Linked DNA regions of Mus musculus: region 1 is linked to region 2. A link is a loop called in an ENCODE intact Hi-C map of the cell type or tissue named here. Cell type or tissue: heart. All regions are shown on one strand. Links, peaks and the distances in the headings refer to the core of each region. The heading gives the core; the rest is flanking DNA. Region 1 overlaps Cdh5 (cadherin 5). Region 2 has its middle 19 kb from the start of Pdp2.

Region 1 (9,932 bases), core at 1,136-9,135, 420 kb before region 2:
ACCCAGTCGCCAGGAGGGTCAGTATTGTGACACTGACTTATATTTTGGGCCAAATCAAATCAGTTCGCCCAATTATAGTAGTGGCCCTGGGAGTCTGGGCTGGTCCCATGAACCTGTCTGACCCACATCTGTTGCTCTGACTTGCAGTGATTACCTTGCTGATCATCCTGCGGAGGCGGATCCGGAAGCAGGCGCATGCTCATAGCAAGAGTGCGCTGGAGATTCACGAGCAGTTGGTCACTTACGATGAGGAGGGCGGTGGTGAGATGGACACCACCAGCTATGATGTGTCAGTGCTTAATTCTGTGCGCGGTGGCTCCACTAAGCCCCTGCGCTCCACGATGGACGCCCGGCCGGCAGTGTACACGCAGGTGCAGAAGCCGCCGCGCCTGGCGCCTGGACTGCACGGAGGGCCCAGGGAGATGGCCACCATGATCGACGTGAAGAAAGAAGAGGCAGACAATGACGGCGGTGGCCCCCCATACGACACACTGCACATCTACGGCTACGAGGGCGCAGAGTCCATCGCAGAGTCCCTCAGTTCCCTGAGCACCAATTCCTCCGACTCTGACATCGATTATGACTTCCTCAACGACTGGGGACCCAGGTTCAAGATGCTGGCTGAGCTGTACGGCTCAGATCCCCAGGAGGAACTCATCATCTAGGGTTCTGGTCTTTGGGCCTGGGGACCCAACCTCATTGCAACCTGGATCAGACACCGGACACTGTCTTCCCTGATTTCCAAGGAGTGACACCAGACTCTTCAACCCAGCGCCCCTTCCATCCCCAAGGTAGCAAATTCCAGGCCCCTTAAATATCCAGGAACAGAGACATATCTTATTGATGGCCACTCCAAAAACTGGAAGAGTGAGAGTAGTATTCTGTCTGGGCTCCTCCCACCCCCACCCCCACCCCGCACCCCTCCCTCCTCATATACACACATACACACTCCTGATCTATTCGAGACCTCCAGTCCCTTCAACGCTACCAAGCAAACTGACTATGCTGAACTTTTAGTCTTCCCCAAGGGTCCCTGAGCCCCTGGTAAGGATCAAGTCCAATCTAAAGGGAGGCTGTAACTCATCCATCATGCCTGCCCTCAGGAGACCCAGCACTGCTGAGCCTCCCTCACACCTACCCAGTGCCCAGCCCCTACCCAGGCCTGTCCAGGGAGGAAGGAGACTGTCCGCAGCTCCTGACCTTGGGTCCTGAGGTGATCCGGCAGGCCTGAGCCCCATGCACTGCTTTGATGAGCAATGACTCATTCCGTCAACTTCAGGAAAATGGCTTGTCGAATTTGAAGCAACTGTGAATTCACCCAGGGAGGACTGTGGAGACCATAGGTGACAGGTCATAGGTGACAGGTCATAGAGCAAGGATAGCCTCTAACCCACTCACCAGAAAGATCCCAGAAGAGCTAAGAGGACCCTCTGCTACTCAGCCCTGCTCTGGTTGCCTGCAGGAGGCAGCCGCCTCGCCTGGTCACTCACTCTTCCTTTTCTCTTGCTGTCCACTTATATCTCTTGGGGGCGCCCAAGACACAGCCTCTGCAAGCCTGGCTGAACCGTAACTGCACCACAGAGCCACCACGCCACTCGCCTTTTGCCTAGTTGCCACATCTCAGGGAATGAACCTCACCCCCAGGGCACACCTTGCAGAATGCAAGACCCCTGCCCTTTCCAGGGGCAGTGTGGCCTCTCTGCATCTCTCCCTTGGAGAGAGTTGAGTAACTTTCCACTGAGTGACAGCTGGAGGAAGGGGCATACAGACACAAAGAGGCCCAAGCGAGGCGGAAATGTGCCTTCAACTCACCCTCCTTGTGGAATCCTCCCCCAACAAGGCCTTTCTGCAGGGGACTATCGATAGCTCTGACATTTGTCTAATCAATAATTAGTTTCTCTTATTTTTTTTTTTTTACTAATGATACTTATTATAAGACTCTAGTTCTCACAGACATAGAATAAGGTTTGCTGTGTGATAAGCAGTTTGCTATTTAGGTTAACAATTTTTTTTTAATTCGGGTTTCTTAGTTAGAGGAACAATTCCTGTAAGTTTTTATTTCCTTTCTGTAGTCATTGCTGTAAGGATAATGACTATCTATTAGTCACCCTGGTGCATGAGATGTACTGTACCTTTTTTTATATCTAAATAAAGACATCTTGAAATTCTTCCTTTTCTAGAGCTGAAAGAGCTCATATGAAACACACACACATGTATGCACGCAAATGCACACAGAGACATGCATACACGTATACAACTGCTACCACCCTCACCAGAGGAACTCAGAGGGCAAAGGAAATTGTGAGTCACCACGAAAGTAGGCTATGGGGCTAGACAGATGGCTCGTTGGTTAAGCGTGTATACCGCTCTTACAGAAGACCCAAGGTCACTTCCCAGGATCCACATTAGACAGCTTACCTGGAACTCCATCTCCAAGGCATCCGATGCCCTCTTCTGGCCTTGGAGAGCACCTCCACTCAAGTGTGCTTGTGCACACATAACCGAAAGGTCTATTCTTTCACAAAGAAAACTACTAGTGACAGAAAATGGGAGAGATCCAATTCAGCCTTCTATGCACTCAGCCTCCCCACCCCCACAATGCTCTATGCCTTACCCCCATATTTTCAGTATACGCAGCAGTCGGGGCTGCTGTTTGGGAAGGGCAGCTGCCTTTTGTAATGAGCAAAGAAGCAGCTCTTTTCCTGGACAAATAGGCACACAGCCAGCCCTGCACACACGGCGGCATCTCAATGCCAAAAAATATGCTTGCAGTTTTTAAATCCCTCCACAGAAAAGCTTTCTCCTCCATTTGCCCTTTCTGAAGGTTTGGTCAGCTCTTCCCTAGCTCGAGTTTCTCTGAATCAAGTTAAATGAACAAGGCCTTGCAAGAGAAGTTGTCTGTATAACCCACCAGAGAGCTCAGCAAGTCCCCTGGGAACAGGTTGTGGAGACTCACAGCTTCTGGGGTACTCTTTCCATGGTTGCTGCCATTCTCCCCAACGGTGATGCTCTTGGAAGCAGGGCTCCAAGATGCAGAAAACAGGAGATAGAACTATGACCAAGTTACAATGCCACAACGTTCATCATCCCTAGTGAAATTTGCCCTTTTAATCTATTTTACTTAACTAGATAAACCCCTGGTAATTGTGAGGTTGGCTTTTTTTAAAATTTATTTATTCACTTTACAACCCAATATCAGCTCACTTCTCTTCCCAGTACCCCCATTCTACCTTCCCCTTTTCTTTTGAGAAGGGGAAGCCTCTGGGTGTTGCTCCCCACTAACACACCATCCCTAACCCCCAACCCCAGCACATCAAGTCGTTGTGGGATTAGGTGGATCCTCTTCCACAGAGGCCAGACACGGTGGTCCATTTAGGGGCCTAGGATCCACGGGGCAGACAGGCAGGCAGGCAGGCAGGTAGGCAAGCAGGCAACAGGCTCAGGGACAGCCCCTGCCCCAGTTGTTGGGGGACCCTAATGAAGGTGAAGTTGGCATTTATTTCCAGAGTTGCCAGTAGGGGAAATAGTCTACATTTTGCTATTTCTGTGGATGTCACCTCCTCCAGCCCAGTGTTCCTAACTGTCTGGATGAGACCTCTGCTCTAAATCTGTCTTCCATAAGATCTTTCCCTACCATCTTTTCCAAGGAGTACTCTGCCTCAAATCCTCTGAGAGCTCCCCAGTGCCCTCTAGATGAAGTCCTGACTCTTCACTAGGGTCTGACGTCTTTAGCCATTCAGGCCACCTCTGCTTGGGTCCTAGTCACCCTGAGTCACAGGTGTCCCTCATGAAGGCTGTGGGCCCACTTTGAGGCCCGGAGCTTTTACTGAACGCCACAGTAGGGTAAAAACCCAATGCTTTCTGGAATCTGACTGCCTACTCCAGCGGCCCTGGGCTCCCAGGCTCAGAACAGAGGAGGAAGATCTCCGGCCTGCTACTCTCCAGGACCAAATCACGATGACCCCGTGACCTTCACTTCACAGAAGATCAAGGTAAAACCTAGAGCACGGTGCAACGGGGTCAGAGCCATACAATTAAGGGGCACAGTTGGGGCTAGAGCCTGGTTCCGGGTTCCCAGAAAGATATGTGTGGGCAAGAGACTTCTTTCCTACCTAGCAGCACCTCCACACTCCGGCCATTGGGAAATCAGAAAACTCCCACTAGGGGGCGCGCTGCATTTACAAATGCTCGGTCCTAACCACTATCCCACTTTCTGGCACCCTAAAGCAGATAGATGGCAGGCCCTGGGAATTCTTTGCTTTGGCAGAGACAGTTGTATTTAAAAGAATGAACTCCGGGCCTAGCAGAACAACCTCCATAGGTTCTTGTTTGGAAAGGCAGGGACCCACTCCCACACGCTGCCTAGAGCTAGAGTTCCTGCAGCTTCCAGCACCCCAATGTCCTTGAGTTTGAGTATCACAGGCACGCCATAACCCTTCTCTATCCTGTCACCTCTCTCCCACCCTAGAATAACATAGGTCAGTGTGCCCCATCACCCAACACACACACACACTCCAAATGAGTCTGGGGTGTTCCACTGGGGCCAGAACCAGTAAGTGTTTACATGCCCCGGTTCTATGGCCTCTCAGATCAAAATTCCTTACGGTCTTGCTGTCCTGTAGGTGACGCATGAAGCCTTTGACTCTCACAAGCAAAGTCCCAAGCCATCCAGAAACTCTTCCTGAGAGTCAGCCCAAGAGGGAAGCACTGGGTGTATCTCCGTACCTTCATGTTAAGTGCAGCGCCGCTTACACAGCAAAACTAGAATCACAGTCAATGCCCAACACTAAGAGCTTGGTTGTGTAGACTGCCAGATCCTTAGAGCAAAAGCTGGAGAAATGGCTCTGCAGTTAAAAATAGTTGTTGCTCTTGTAAAAAACCTGGGTCTGGTTCCCAGCACCACAGGTCAGCTCACCACTGTAACTCCAGTTCCGGGAGACCTGCCGTCTTCTCTCCGTGGGCATCGGACACGGACACACACATGTTGTAATTCATACATGAGAGACAAACATTCGTGCACATAAGATAAAATAATTAAGTCTTTAACAAAACAAACGGCCCAGAGGTCACAACCCACGCATGAGGTGAGCTTAAATCAAACTCCAAGTTAAACACACTACACTCTGGTCCCTGTGTTTTCCTGGTAAACACCCACCCCCAGGGTATGAAATTCTGAGTCATTCCCAAGTTTTCTATTATTGACATACATTCTTAGACCCAGAGAAATGTTTCTCGTGTTCATTTGTAAAGTAGCTGCAAAATGGTGAATGGCTCAGTTTTTCTCCATTGTTTTTAAACATTGAAAGACTATTTTAAAGCAATTTTTCTGCGTGTGACATTAGGTTAGATTGGAAGCTATGCAGAGCAAGGGGGTTTGTTTTTGAATGAGGCTCTACACAGGATCTGAGACTTCACAAAGAAAATTCCCATCCCTCTGAATAGTGTAGCCTATGGGTATGTAGCTCCGGAACGCACCTGGGGTACAGCCTGCCACAGGTCAAGTCATCTGTAGCTAGAGAGGCACAGTCCGTTCTCTGGGCCAAACAGGTGTGTGAGGTGTGTGAGGTGTGTGTGGTGTGTGTGGTGTGTGTGAAATGTGTAAGGTGTGTATGTGGTGTGTGCGAGGTGTGTGGTATTGTGCTGTGTGAGGTGTGTGAGGTGTGTGTGGTGTGTGTGAGATGTGTGTGAGATGTGTGTGGTGTGTGTGAAGTGTGTGTTATTGTGGTGTGTGAGGTGTGTGTGGTGTGTGTGAGGTGTGTGTGTGGTATGTGTGTTGTGTGAGGTGTGAGGTGTGTGTAGTGTGTGTGGTGTGTGAGGTATGTGAGGTGTGTGTGTGTGCGGTGTGTGAGGTGTGTGAGTGGTGTGTGAGGTGTGTGAGATATATGTGGTATGTGTGAGATGTGTGAGGTGTATGTGGTATGTGTGGTATATGAGGTGTGTGTGGTGTGTGTGCTGTGTGTGCTGTGGGAGGTGTGTGGTGTGTGCAGTGTGTGCAGTGTGTGCAGTGCATGCAGTGTGTGAGGTGTGTGAGGTGACAAACTTCCTAGTTTGACAGGAATTTCCTCATTTTAGCTCCAAGAGCCTGTGTCTGGGAAATGCCTGGGCCCCAGGCCAGGTGAGCTGAGAGATCTGGACATGTCAGAAGTCAGCAGCTCCAAGTCTCACACAGCAGCAGAGTCCAATCTCTCTACACCAGGTTCTTTGTCTGTAAATAAGACACCTGTTAGTCATAAATTCGGACTTTTCATGATGGCCCTGACTTCTTAGCTGTCTTGTGACTGATTTTTTTTTCTCTTTTTTTCTTTTTCTTTTTCTTTTTCTTTCTCTTTCTCTTTCTCTTTCCCCTTCCTTCCTTCCTTCCTTCCTTCCTCCCTCCCTCCCTCCCTCCCTCCCTCCCTCCCTCCCTTCTTTCTTTCTTTCTCTCTTCCTTTTTTAGTTTAACATTTTCTCTGACCAAGGCATCCATTTCTTCTGCCTTGTCTTTAGCACCTGAGATTCTCCACTCTGTGTCTTCCAGGCTGATAAGGTTTACCTCTGTGTAGTAATAACTTTTATTCACTTGATGTAATTGTCATCTCCGAGGCTTACTACCTCAATCTGCTAACCTAGGCCTAGTCCTGGAAGCTTCTAGCCTCCATACAATCTTATCTAGGCCCAGAACATTTTCAGCCTCTGAGACTAATACTGAATAAGCTCACCATTTCTAGTTCTTCTGAGCTGTAACTGGCTCAACTCAGCTGTTCTGGATCAAACGCCTTTCTGCACTAACTGATTCAATTTCTCTCTCTCTCTCTCTCTCTCTCTCTCTCTCTCTCTCTCTCTCTCTCCCTCTCTCCTTCCCTCCATCTCTCTTTCCCTCCATCTCTCTTTCCTTCCCTCTCCTGAATTGCTCTGCTTGGCCTTAAACTAACTCTGACAATATGTTCTAATCTGGTTCCTTCTCATTGTCTGTCTTCATGTGTGTCTAGCTCTTCAACCCAGCTCTGTTAAAATCTCTGGATAAAACTGCCTCCTTCTTCCTCTCTCCCCCCCCCCCCCCCGCAACACCCCTCTGTGGTGCTCTCTCTTAAGTAGCTTTTTTTCCTCTCTCTTCTCATGAAATTTGGACATATTCTGTTCTGACAAACCTTTCTCTGATCTGTCACTCTGATCTGTCTGCCGTTCAATTAGACATCATTTTCAAACATGGGTGCTTCCTTCTACGAACTAATTTTGGGATGAAAGGTGTATACTAAGGGCATGTCCATATTCCAGCCAGAGAGATTAAAGGTGTGTTTTAAGGGTGAGCCACACCACAACTAGTAAATAACACAATCCTGGGGTTCACAGTGTGATCAAATATTCTGCAACACCTCTGAGGTTTTAACTTGTAAGCTGAGTCCCCACATTTTAATCTCCCTCTTCACTGCCTTCCAAGTGCCTACTTCAATGGCCCATTAAGCCCTGCTTAGAATGTCCAACTGTTTTTGTAGTCTCAAAGTCTCCCATATTCCTCCAACAAACTTTGGGAGCAGGTCTGTCACAGCAAATAGTCCAGTCCCTGGTACCAATGTCACTACCTTAGTCACTGTTCTATTGCTATGAAGAAACACTATGACCAAGGCAACTCTTTATAAAAGAAAGCATTTAATTGGGGTTTGTTTACAGTTTCAAAAGCCAGTTAAAAATATAAAGAGATCCATAGCCCCTAGTGAAATAGAAACAGTAATTAAACGTCTCCCAACCAAAAACATCCCAGGCCCATGGCTTCAGCACAGAATTCTATTAGGTCTTCACAGAAGAGTTAACACCAATACACCCAAATTATTGCACAAAATAGAAATAGAAGAAACATTGTCTAATACTTTTTAACAAGGCCGCAATTACCCTGATGCCTAAACCACATAAATATTCAACAAAGAAAGAAAATTATAAACAAATTCCCCCATTTGAACACTGATGCAAAAATCTCAATCAGATACTTGCAAGCTGAATCCAAGAACACACCAAAAAAAGATCATCCACTAGGATGAAGTAGGCTTCATCCAGGATGGCTTAACATGAAAATCTATAAATTTAATCACCATATAAACATTTATAAGCATATAAACCACCATATAGGCCGGGTGAATGACAAAAATCACACGATCAACTCATTAGACACACACAAAAAAAAGCCTTTCAAAAATCCAATCCCCTTTCATGATAGAAATCGGGAGAGACTAGGAATACAAGGGATACCTCCATATAAGCTGTAAGGAGGGAAACACCCAGTAACATAGAGAGACAGACCTATTAGAATTACACCTGACTTCTGTGCTGCAGACCCTGAGAGACCGCAGATGCCAGTCCAGACTTTGAATCACCATAGATGAAGAAAACAAAACATTCAATAATACAACTAAATTTAAGTTATATCTATCTATAAATCCATCTCTATAGAAGGTGCTAAAAGGTAAACTCCAACCTAAAGAGGTTTACTACATCTGAGAAAACACAGGGAAAAAATAATCCCAGGCCAGCAAAGTCAAAAAAGAGGATTGGAGGGAAATACACACACACACACACACACACACACACACACACACTACCACCACCACCACCACCACCACCACCACCACCAACAACAACAACAACAACAACAACAGCTGTGAAATAACAGGAATCAACAATCATTGGTCATTGATATCTCTCAACATCAAAGGTCTCACTTCCCCCAATAAAAGACACAGGCAAACAAAATGATTAGAAAAAGAGGATCCATCCTTCTACTGCATCCAAGAAACATACCTTAATATCAATGATAAATACCACTGTGTAAAGAGTTATAAAAAGATATTCCAAGAAAATGGACCTAAGAAACAAGCTGCGGTAGCCATTCATCTTATAAATAAGCTAATATCTGACAAATAAACTTTAAACCAAAACTAGTCAGAAGAGACAGAGAAGGACACAACAAACTCATCCAGAGAAAAACCCACCAAGAGAACATTTCAATTCTTAGCATCTATGTCCCAAACAAAAGGAACACTTTTTAAAAGAAACACTACTACAGCTTAAATCATATATTGATTCTCACACATTGATAGTGGAAGACTTCAATGCCCTACCCTTGCTAATAGACAAGTAATCAAGACTAAAACTAAACAGAGAAATGTTGTATCTAACTGATGGGCCTAACAGATATTTACAGAATATTTTACCCAAACACAAAAGAATACAACCACACAGCACCTCAGAGAACTTTCTCCAAAACTGACCATATACTCAGACACAAAGCAAGTCTCAACCGATAACAAGAAAATCAATATAATACCCTGAATCCTGTCTGACCACCACAGATTAAAGCTGGATGTCAACAACAATAAAAACAACAGAAAGTTTACAAACTCGTGGAAACTGAACAACTCTACTGGATGAAAACTGAGTCAAGATAGAAAAAAAAAAAGAAATTTTTGCTGAAAAAAAAGATTTTCTAGTATTGAATGAAAATAAATAAGCAATATACTGAAGCTTATGGGGCACAATGAAGGCAGTTCTAGGAAGAACACTCATAGCACTAAGTGCTTACATTTAAAAAAAATGGAGAGATCTCATACTAGCAACTTAACAGCACACCTGAAAACTCTAGAACAAAAGGGAGGGAACTCATACCCAAAAGGAATAGATGGCAAGAAACATTCACACTCAAGGCTGAAAATCAATAAAATAGAGACAAAAACAATACAAAGAAGCAATGAAACAAAGAGTTGGTTCTCTGAAAAATATCAGCCAGACTGACAAGTCCTTATCCATATTAACTAAAAGGCAGAGAGATAGTATCCAAATTAAAAAAAAATAGGAAGAAAAGGGGGGAACATAACGATAGATATGCAGGAAATCCAGAGAATCATAAGAACATATTTGAAAACCCTGTTCTCCACCAAATTGGAAAATCTAAAATAAATGGATAA
Region 2 (9,932 bases), core at 1,080-9,079:
GAGGAGTCCCCAGGAACCGACTTCTTCTAACGAGGCCGCACCTTCTACCTTTCAATAATGCAAAAGCTGTCAGGGTCCAATCTGGACACAGGATCAGAGTTCTCAACTGGAAGCAGGGCTATCTGGAAGGCACATAATAAATATACACAGACTGCATTTTGGGTACAAGCTAAGAGGCAAGTTTTCAAGGCTTAAAGTTTCTCTCTCTTCTCTCTCATCCTCTGCTCTCTTTCTCTCTCGCTCGCTCATTTGCTTGCAGCTTGAGGCTGCGCATGCTCTGCATTCTCCTGTGCACTCGACTTTTCTTGAACTCCCAGGTTCACACACATCTCTGTGCATTCCCCTTTTACTCTCACACACACTCTTCAATTCACACATCTCTCACACACACTCTCCATACACGCCTCTCATTCCCTCTTCACTCTCTCCACATTCTCTCTTCTTACGCTCTCTGCATTGGCTCTCTCATTCTCTCTCTTGCCTTTTACTTGCCCCAGTCTTTTATTGCTACTCCAAAAGCAGGTTAAAAAAAAAGACATTGTACAATCATTGCCAAATCAAATTCAAAAGAATAACCATGTTCCACAAAGAACTAAGAATTACAATTGTTCCCCAAAAGTTCAAGCTTCCCTATTCCCAGGCTTAAAGCCAAAGAAATAATAACTGCAAACTTACCATTATTTAAACTTTAACTTTTAACTTATTGTATTTCAGAGCCCAGAGCCCCAAGGCCAGCTACTTGCATTTTCCTGTGAAGCTCTAATGATAAATGACATGGGCAAAGCTGCTAGGCAGTGGCCAGAAGGAATCAAGATAACCCTTAACTCCAGTAGCTTTCTGCTTCTGCATATTGCACACAGTGATTCTCCTAAGAGTCCCAGTGTTTTGACTTAGTTTTACTACTATAAGATTTTACATATTCTATACTTGGTTATCCAGGAACCATTCTCAAATTTGTGTAAAACTTATTTCTTTTTTCTTTTTTTGATTTTTTGAGACAGGGTTTCTCTGTGTAGCCCTGGCTGTCCTGGAACTCACTCTGTAGACCAGGCTGGCCTCGAACTCAGAAATCTGCCTGCCTCTGCCTCCCAAGTGCTGGGATTAAAGGTGTGCGCCACCAGTAAAACTTATTTCATAACTTCAATAGTTTTTCCTTTCTTGGGGTTCCAATGTTGGCTCTATTTCATTTTCTAATAATTTCTTCAAACTTTCTTTGCAAGTCAAGCATTAATCTGGAACGACCACTGTACAGTTATTACACTGTTTCCAAGATGAGAACACGCAGCATGCACCTGGGCCATTAGGACTGTGCTGTGCTGTGCCCCATGTCTCAATTCTTAATTGTTTGAAAATCGTTACATCAGGGAACATCTAGTTTCACAGAATTCACCAGAGCAGAAGGAGAAAGTAATAAGAAAGTCAGAATTAATAGAATAATATGCACACCAAGGCCAACCAAAAAGTAGTCACGCACAAATGAAATCTATACAGCTGTTGTCCAGGGCTAAGGTTAGGAGAAATGGGAACAACTTCTTGCATGCGCCCGACTGGCCAGCAAGAACGACGCTGCAACAGGATCCTTCTGCACACGTTTATTGGGAGAGCTTGATTGCAGAGGCGAAGAGACCCCAAGCCCAGAACTGGTGCTGCTTATATAGGCCTAGGAGAGGCGTGTCTCACACCCGGATTGGTTGTGCTTGGGTTATGCTTGCCACCTCATTTGCATGCCTACATCTGATTGGTTAACTTCTCTCTCATCTGATTGGTTAACTTGTCTTTCATCTGATTGGTTAACTTGTCTCTCATCTGATTGGTTAATTCTCAAAACCTCATCTTGGTAAAAAAACTTTACTGCCTATGTATGCGTGGTGGCCAGCAGTAGCCAGCGCCACCCTGCAACGGCACATGTGGCTTCCCACAACAACTGTTTTTTTTTTTTTTTTACAAAGAGCTGCTGCGGGTTACTGAGATGTCTCCATCCCAGTCTGCTGCAGGCAGTTCCTCATTGTATGCTGTCCCCAGAACAAAGCCATTAAGGGCTTGATTCATTCATTTGGTCACCACACTCTAATTGTTGCTGGAAAAAAACATTATGAGCACACTCATAGGTGCATTCCACCCATCTCCTAGGCTTTTGTTAATCCAATCAAACTGGCTATCATAAGCAATCATCACTCCAGACCCAATGACACTGGCCTATAACCTATATACTTAGGGGATGGAGGCAGGAGGATCATGAGCTGGGGGCCAGCCTGGACTACATAGCCAGGCCAAGGTCAGCCTGGACAGTGAGACACATTAATAACAGTAACTAAAATCACAACAGGCACCTTACCAAACATAAAGTGCATGAGCTCATAGATGTCAGAGGCTTCACCACTAAGAAGGTATTCCTCTATGAAACATTCAGACTTCTGTGAGGTGGGATGGAATTCGTTTGCTGCAGGATTCCCCAGAGCCTGAACCAGGCCATTGTGTAACTGGGAATAGTAAGCAGAAATCCATCCAACTGCCGCTCCTTCCAAGGAGTGGGCCATGGCTCTTTATCTTAGAGCATTTTGTGGTATCAAGTCCAACAAGAGCAGAACTCAGAGGAAGCACAGAGGAGTTGTGCTCTTAAATCTTATCCAGTCCTGGCCCCCCCGCTTGGAGACAGAGCAGGCAGGAATGACCATAGAATCCAAGGTGTCCCAGGTCAGGACCTCTGCCCCTGCTGTTTGCTCTGTAGGAAATGTTCTTCCTTTCTAAATTTAGATCTCTTCCAAAGTCTTACAGGAAAGAGTCTTCCCTGATTTCCCAGAGGACAACAGCTGCACCCAGCCACTAGAGGGCTCAGATAGTAAAGGCTTTTACCTATAAGCCTGAGGAATTGAGTTCCACTTAGGTGGTGAAAGGAGAAAACTGCAAATCTTCTGACCTCTAGAGAGAGAGAGAGAGAGAGAGAGAGAGAGACGGGGGGAGAGAGATGGGGGGGAGAGAGAGAGAGAGAGAGAGAGAGAGAGAGAAGAAGAAGAAGAAGAAGAAGGAGGAGGAGGAGGAGGAGGAGGGCATGGTGGCCCATGCCTTTAATCCCAGCACTTGGGAGGCAGAGGCAGGTGGATTTCTGAGTTCGAGGCCAGCCTGGTCTACAGAATGAGTTCCAGGACAGCCAGGGCTATATAGAGAAACCCTGTCTCAAAAAACCAAACAAGAAGAAGAAGGGGTAGGAGGAGAAGGAGGAGGAGGAGAAGGAGGAGGACGAGGAGGAGGAGGAGGAGGACGAGGACGAGGACGAGGAGGAGGAGGAGGAGGAGGAGAAGGAGAAGAAGAAGAAGAAGAAGAAGAAGAAGAAGAAGAAGAAGAAGAAGAAGAAGAAGAAGAAGAAGAAGAAGGGGAGGGAGGGAAGGAAGGAGGGATGGATGAATGGAGGGAGGAAGGGGAAGGGAAGGATATGTATGAGAGACAGAGAGACAGACAGAGATAGACAGAAAGACAGAGAGACAGACAAAGATAGACAGACGGACACACACACACAAAGAGGAACTCAGAGACAGAATCAGACAGAGACAGAGTCCCCATCCCCAGGGCCAGGGGGCGCTCTCAGCCCCCTCCTGAGCCATTTCCTCGGTGCAAGCTTAGGGAAGTAGTCAGTGTTCCACCGTATCTCCCCACGGCAAGGTAGTCAACGAAATGAAACCGTAAAGAGTGTGTAAGTTCCTACAGTTTCATTCTCCAGAACTAAGCATTGTTAACTTCCTGCCCCATTAAACGTTTCTTAACAGATAAACAGGCTAGCACAATGAGGGAGGGAGGGGGAAAGCACAGACCATTATCAACGCGTCCTTTCTTCTTGGTCACAATCAGCCTTTTCTATTTCACGTTCTGTCTTGGCCAATTCCAGCCCCACGCTCTACCTACATCAAGATGCAGGGTGCAACTGCTCAGGCCAAGGCCGGGTTACTCCAGCCAGAGGAGGCTGGGACGTTGATACCCTGCACGTCCCCATCCTCATGCACATCCCAGGCTGCCAGCTGGTCCCTCGCAATGCCTGGAGCTGCCTACGGGCTTGCTCTAGCCAGGGCTTCCCTAGGAGAAGCAGAGAGGGAACTCTGGCACTCGCAATTTCCTGGAGAGTTACTGTTTCGTTAAATAGCACAAACGGATTGGGGTCGTTGCTTGATGACCTAGGAGCCACTGAAGGTTTTCCTTTCGATGAGCGAGCTTGAGGCGCCCCCTTCTGGCAGCCTCTGCTTATAGATATTGCAAGTGAAAGTGCCGCCAGAACCCATACTTCAACTACTCAGAAGGGCCTCTCCTGCTTCCTCTACCCACGCCAAATTCCCAAGGCCGTTCTTTCACTCGTCTCCAAACTCATTTTCAAGAAAGGATACGAGTCATTTGCAACTCGGAGTGCAAAATCCATCCAACTATGTCACTGCCAATTAGTTTTTTTTAGTTTTAGAGTATTAGTTTTTTTCTTTTCTTTTCTTTTTTTAATAGGACTGGAGAGATGTCTTGGCAGATAAGAGCACTTACTGCTCTTGGAGGGGACTTGGAGACAATCCTCAGCACCTTTGTGGTTGCTTACAACCATTTGTAACTCTAGTTCTGGGGGGAATCTGATGCTCTCTTCTGACCTCTGAGGGCACCAGGCACACATGTGGTACAAATACATACATGTGGGCAAACACTCATATACATAAAAGTAGGTAAAAGTTTTTACATTTTAAAAAAACATGTGGGGGCTGGTGAGATGGCTCAGCGGTTAAGAACACCGACTGCTCTTCCAAAGGTCCTGAGTTCAAATCCCAGCAACCACATGGTGGCTAACAGCCATCCGTAGTGAGATCTGATGCCATCTTCTGGAGTGTCTGAAGACAGTTACAGTGTACTTACATATAATAAATAAATAAATATTAAAAAAACCCATGTGCATGTATGTGTCGGGGGGGGCAGTCATGCACATGTACTGCAGAGTTACAGAAGAGGGCATTGGTCTTCTGGAGGCATACGAAAAGGGGTAAGCCCTTGTTTCTCTTATCCCCTCACCCTAACCTATACCCTGGCTTCCCCCCAGAAGACCAAATAGCAACTTGGTTGGTGTTTTAGTTGCTGTGAAGAGACACCACGGCCAAAGCAACTCTCATAAATGAAATTATTTAATTGGGGACTTGCTTACATTTTTCAGAGACTTAATCCCCATGATCACCATGGATGGCACAAAGACAGGCAGGGTACTGGAGCAGTAGCTGAGGGCTTTACCTCCTGATCCACAGGCAGCAGGCAGAGGAGAGAGAGAGAGAGAGAGAGAGAGAGAGAGAGAGAGAGAGAGAGAGAGAGAGAAGAAGAAGGAGAAGAAGAAGAAGAAGAAGAAGAAGAAGAAGAAGAAGAAGGAAGAAGAAGAAGAAGAAGAAGAAGAAGAAGAAGAAGAAGAAGAAGAAGGAAGAAGAAGAAGAAGAAGAAGAAGAAGAAGAAGAAGAAGAAGAAGGAAGAAGAAGAAGAAGAAGAAGAAGAAGAAGAAGAAGAAGAAGAAGAAGAAGGAAGAAGAAGAAGAAGAAGAAGAAGAAGAAGAAGAAGAAGAAGAAGAAAGAAGAAGAAGAAGAAGAAGAAGAAGAAGAAGAAGAAGAGGAGGAGGAGGAGGAGGAGGAGGAGGAGGAGGAGGAGGAGGGGAGGGGGAGGGGGAGGGGAGTGGGGAGGGGAGTGGGGAGGGAGAGATTAGATCTGAAATGGGATTTCGAAGCTTCAACACTCATCCCTACTGACAAACTTCCTCCAAGGTTACATCTACTCCAGTGAGGCTACATCTAATCTTTGCCAAACAATTCCATTAACTGGGGATCAAATATTCAGCCCATAACTGCCATTCTCATTCAAACTACTACAGTTGGTTTCCTAGGCAGAAAACGCTTCCCACTGGTTATGGCGTTGCCTCTGGGTAGTCTGGGCACACAGAAAGAAAGCTGAGGCAGGGAGAATCATGAGCTCAGAGTTAGCTTGGGCAATCCAGCAAGTTCAAGGACAACCTGAGCTACTTAGTGAGGTTGACAGTATGAGTGCCTTGGTTGTAAAAACAGAATTCTTGGGAGGGTACAGGTGGCTGTGCTCAAACTATTCTCAGTGAGCCCCAGAAAGGAAGTGTTGGGCTGAAACATCCTCTCCAGGAAAATGGTCTGTCTCAATTGAGCAGACAATACCAGGAAAGAGAGACTGCAGACTCCCAAGTGACTCTCTGAGACTGCATTTAACTTACTCATCCCAAGCCTCTATATAAACAGGACGGGGCATTGAACAAAAGTTATGTTATTTACCACAAGCCACTAACCTACTCCTCTAAATTTATCCTCTAGGTTAGATGCATCCTCTAGGCGTGAATCTAAGTCTGTGGCAACTGAGTTTTTCCAGCCACCATCTTTAACTGGTAGAACAGGAATAGCCAATCAGCTGTTGGAGAGAGATAAAGATGAGGAGGAGCGCTATAGAGAGGAGACCCAGCAGTCAAGACATCTGGTTGCTCTTGCAGAGGACTGGGGTTCAATTCCTAGCACCCACGTGGTGGCTCACAATGATCAGTATCTCCAGTTCCAGAGATCCAATGTCCTCTTCTGGCCTCTGAGGGCATCGGGCATGTAAGTGGTGCACAGATATACATGCAGGCAAAACCCATAGGCATAAAATATATGAAAATACATTTTGTTTAAAGATGAGGGAGGATGCATGTTAACCAGAATCCTGGAGCTCCCGCTGCCTGGCAACACAAATGCCAACAAGCCGCGATGAGAACGGAATCTTTAAATTGCGCTTTCTTCAGAGTCAGTGGTCAGAGAAAGCAGTGGGTTAGCACCCTAAAGACCCACCACTCCTCTTACCTTCAGCCAGCATGTGCTTTCTAGGCAGGGGACACAAAGGCAGTCAGGCCACAGCCTTGCCCCTCTGGTTAGGTGGTCAGTCACATTTCTGAGACCTGTGACGTCCATGTCTCTCGTTGTTATTCCTGTACTCTTCCTTCAGTCTTGAGACAAGTGAGCTCTTTAGCTAGTCTCTAGTGAACAACCCGTATTTCTCTGGGGCCATCTGGGCTACAGAGTTAACGCAGAACAAGCAAGCCACTGGCAGTGTCTATGCATTCAGCTTATTTTCCATGTGTACATGTAGGCTCCTTTCTATATGATGGAATACAAAAGTGGTCCCATAGTATGAATAAAAACCTACAGTTACCCATCCCCCATCCTCTATTGAAATCACACCAAAGAGTCAACTGCAGGGGGATCTCCATTGCTCCATCCAGCCTTCTGCTAGGTCTGATGAAAAAAAGTTTTCAGTGATCCCCACCCCCACCCCCCCACCCCCGCCATGCTGGCCTCTGTCTTTGTTCCAGCTCCACCTCTCCTCAAAATCCTCCTTGCAGTTTACAGACACCACTTCTTGCTCCTTCTCAGGTCCCCTCAGACTCTCCCTCCAGGCTGCAGGTTTAACATCAGGTAGAGATCTTCATGACACACCTTGCTCTTTCTGCTCAGCGTTCTAAGTGAGAGGGGACAGGCAGGTGACTCAGGGTAAAAGTGTTTCAAAACCAGAATATGCACAGCTGATCCCCAGGGCTCACAAAAACAAACAAACAAACAAACAAACAAACAAACAAACAAACAAACAAGCAAAACCAAAAAGCCAGTTGTGGTACAGGGACCTCCTAAAGAATGATGGGCCAGGCAGTGGTGGTACACGCCTTTAATTCCAGCACTTGGGAGGCAGAGGCAGGCAGATTTCTGAGTTCGAGACCAGCCTGGTCTACAGAGTGAGTTCCAGGACAGCCAGGGCTATATAGCAAAACCCTGTCTCGAAAAAACAAAAACAAAACCAAAACAACAACAACAAAAAGAATGATGGAAGGCAGAGTCAGAGAACCATCCCGAACCACACAGCACAGCACATCTGCCTCAGGATGGTGGAAGGCAAGGACAGACTCCTGAAAAGCTGTTCTCTGACATTTATACTCACCCCATGACGCATGCAGGCACACATAAACACCAAAGAAATAAATAGATAGTTTTAAAGATTTATTTGTTTATTTTATGTATGTGAGTACACTGTAGCTGTCTTCAGACACACCAGAAGAGGGCATCAGATCCCATTACAGATGGTTGTGGGTCACCACGTGGTTGCTGGGAATTGAACTCAGGACCTCTGGTAGAGCAGTCAGTGCTCTTAACCACTGAGTCATCTCTTCAGCCCTATAATTTTTTTTGTTTGGTTTTGGTTTTGTTTTGTTTTTTGAGACAGGGTTTCTCTGTATAGCCCCGGCTGTCCTGGAACTCATTCTGTAGACCAGGCTGGCCTCAAACTCAGAAATCCACCTGCCTCTGCCTCCCAAGTGCTGGGATTAAAGGCGCGCACCACCACTGCCTGGCTAGCCCTATAATTTTTATTTTATTTAAAAAATATGCATTATTGGGCTGGAGAAATGGCTCAGCAGTTAAGAGCACTGGCTGCTTCTCTAAAGGACCCAGGTTTAATTCCCAGCACCCACATGGCAGCTCATATCTGTCTGTAACTCCAGTTCCAGGTGACCCATGACACCAGGTCTGCATGTGGTGCACAGGTATATGTGTGCAATCAAAATATCCATACTCAGAAAACAAAATAAATAAAAATGATATCTTATTAGTAGTTTATGTGTATGAGTATTTTGCTTGCATGTATGTGCATGTATCATGTGCATGCCTAGAGCTTGCAGAAGGAGTCAGATCTCCTGACACCAGCATTGCAGACAGTGATCAGCTGCCCTGTAGGTGCTAGGAATTGGGGTCCTCTGGAAGACTAGCCAGTGCTCTTAACTGCAGAACCCTAAAAAAACTACAGCCCCTAAATTAAAAAAAAATAAATTCTAGGAATGGTTAAAAACATAATTATAAAACTACAGAATTAGGTACGTGCTAAAAGTTCTCAGGAATAAAGCAACCGAAGTACACTGCAACCCTCTAGTGCAGAAACAGCTTTACAGTGTTCGGATGAGCTAGCAAAACAGAAAGCCTAAGGGGGCTGGGTAGCAAGGATGCCACTGCAAAGCTAAATTCCTCCGCTAATTGTCAAAGAATAAAGACACCCAGGGCTTTTGCCAAGTCTCATGTCTCTCCCCGATGCTGCTATTTTAGCAGAAACAAACTGCTACTATCTCAGGCCCTCCTAGTACAAGAGTGACTTCAAATATTGTTTTCCTGACAAGTAAATTGTGACTGCATAGATAAGGAAACAGAGTACTTTGCTGGAATTATCCAAGAGACGCATGTCCCTACTGAGTTGACTGTGCTACGTCTTGTTGATTTGTTTTTGAAGCAGCATCTTGAACTGGCCTTCGACTCATTATGTTGATATCTCTCAACAACAAAGGTCTCAATTCCCCAACAAAAAGGCATAGACTAACCGAATTGATGTAAAAAAAACAGGATCTATTCTTCTTCTGCATCCAAGAGATATACCTCAACATCAAGGATAGACTCACTTCAGGGTAAAAGGATGGAAAAGGATATTCCAAACAAATGGACCTAAGAAGCAAGCTGGTGTAGCCATTTTAATATCTGACAAAATAGACTTCAAAGCAAAACAAATCAAGAGATAGAGAAGAACACTATATGTTCATCAAAAGAAAAATCCACCAAAAGGACATTGCCCCAAACACAAAGGCACACAGTTTCATTAAACAACAACAACAACAAAAACAAATTTAAAAAACCCCACTACTACAGCTGAAATTGCATATTGACCTTCACATACTAGGAATGGGAGACTTCAATATTCAATTCTCAACAATAGACAGGTCATCCAGACAAAAACTAGACAGAGAAATGCTGGAGCTAACAGATCTAATAATCCAAGTGAACCAAACAGATACAGAACATTTCACAGAAACACAAAATAACTTATCTTCTCAGCGCCTCACAGAATTTTCTCCAAAACTG

The links. Hi-C counts contacts between places; a loop is a spot of excess contacts. Peaks named below come from ENCODE experiments on the same cell type or tissue, not always from the same donor. Only the 100,000 strongest peaks of a DNase experiment are listed, where the experiment ranks them.
Region 1: a loop joins it to region 2, with 5 times the contacts of the local background. A loop is called at or near these places in 4 of 42 quality-filtered maps.

Annotation. Positions count from the first base shown.
Region 1 is chr8:104,142,334-104,152,265 of GRCm38, forward strand. Cdh5 (cadherin 5) reads left to right here. Exons shown (of 12, transcript NM_009868.4): 12 at 148-2,169. The coding sequence ends at 665. Among named protein-coding and RNA genes, the nearest start is that of Bean1, 23 kb to the right of the region's middle. In heart, for the core only: CTCF peaks have their summits at 2,460 (motif pointing left) and 4,155 (motif pointing right); DNase peaks (open chromatin) are centred at 3,848 and 4,168.
Region 2 is chr8:104,567,020-104,576,951 of GRCm38, forward strand. No RefSeq gene overlaps it. Among named protein-coding and RNA genes, the nearest start is that of Pdp2, 19 kb to the right of the region's middle. In heart, for the core only: CTCF peaks have their summits at 2,808 (motif pointing right), 3,552 and 4,229 (motif pointing left); DNase peaks (open chromatin) are centred at 2,682 and 4,102; H3K4me3 peaks cover 969 bases; H3K27ac peaks cover 367 bases.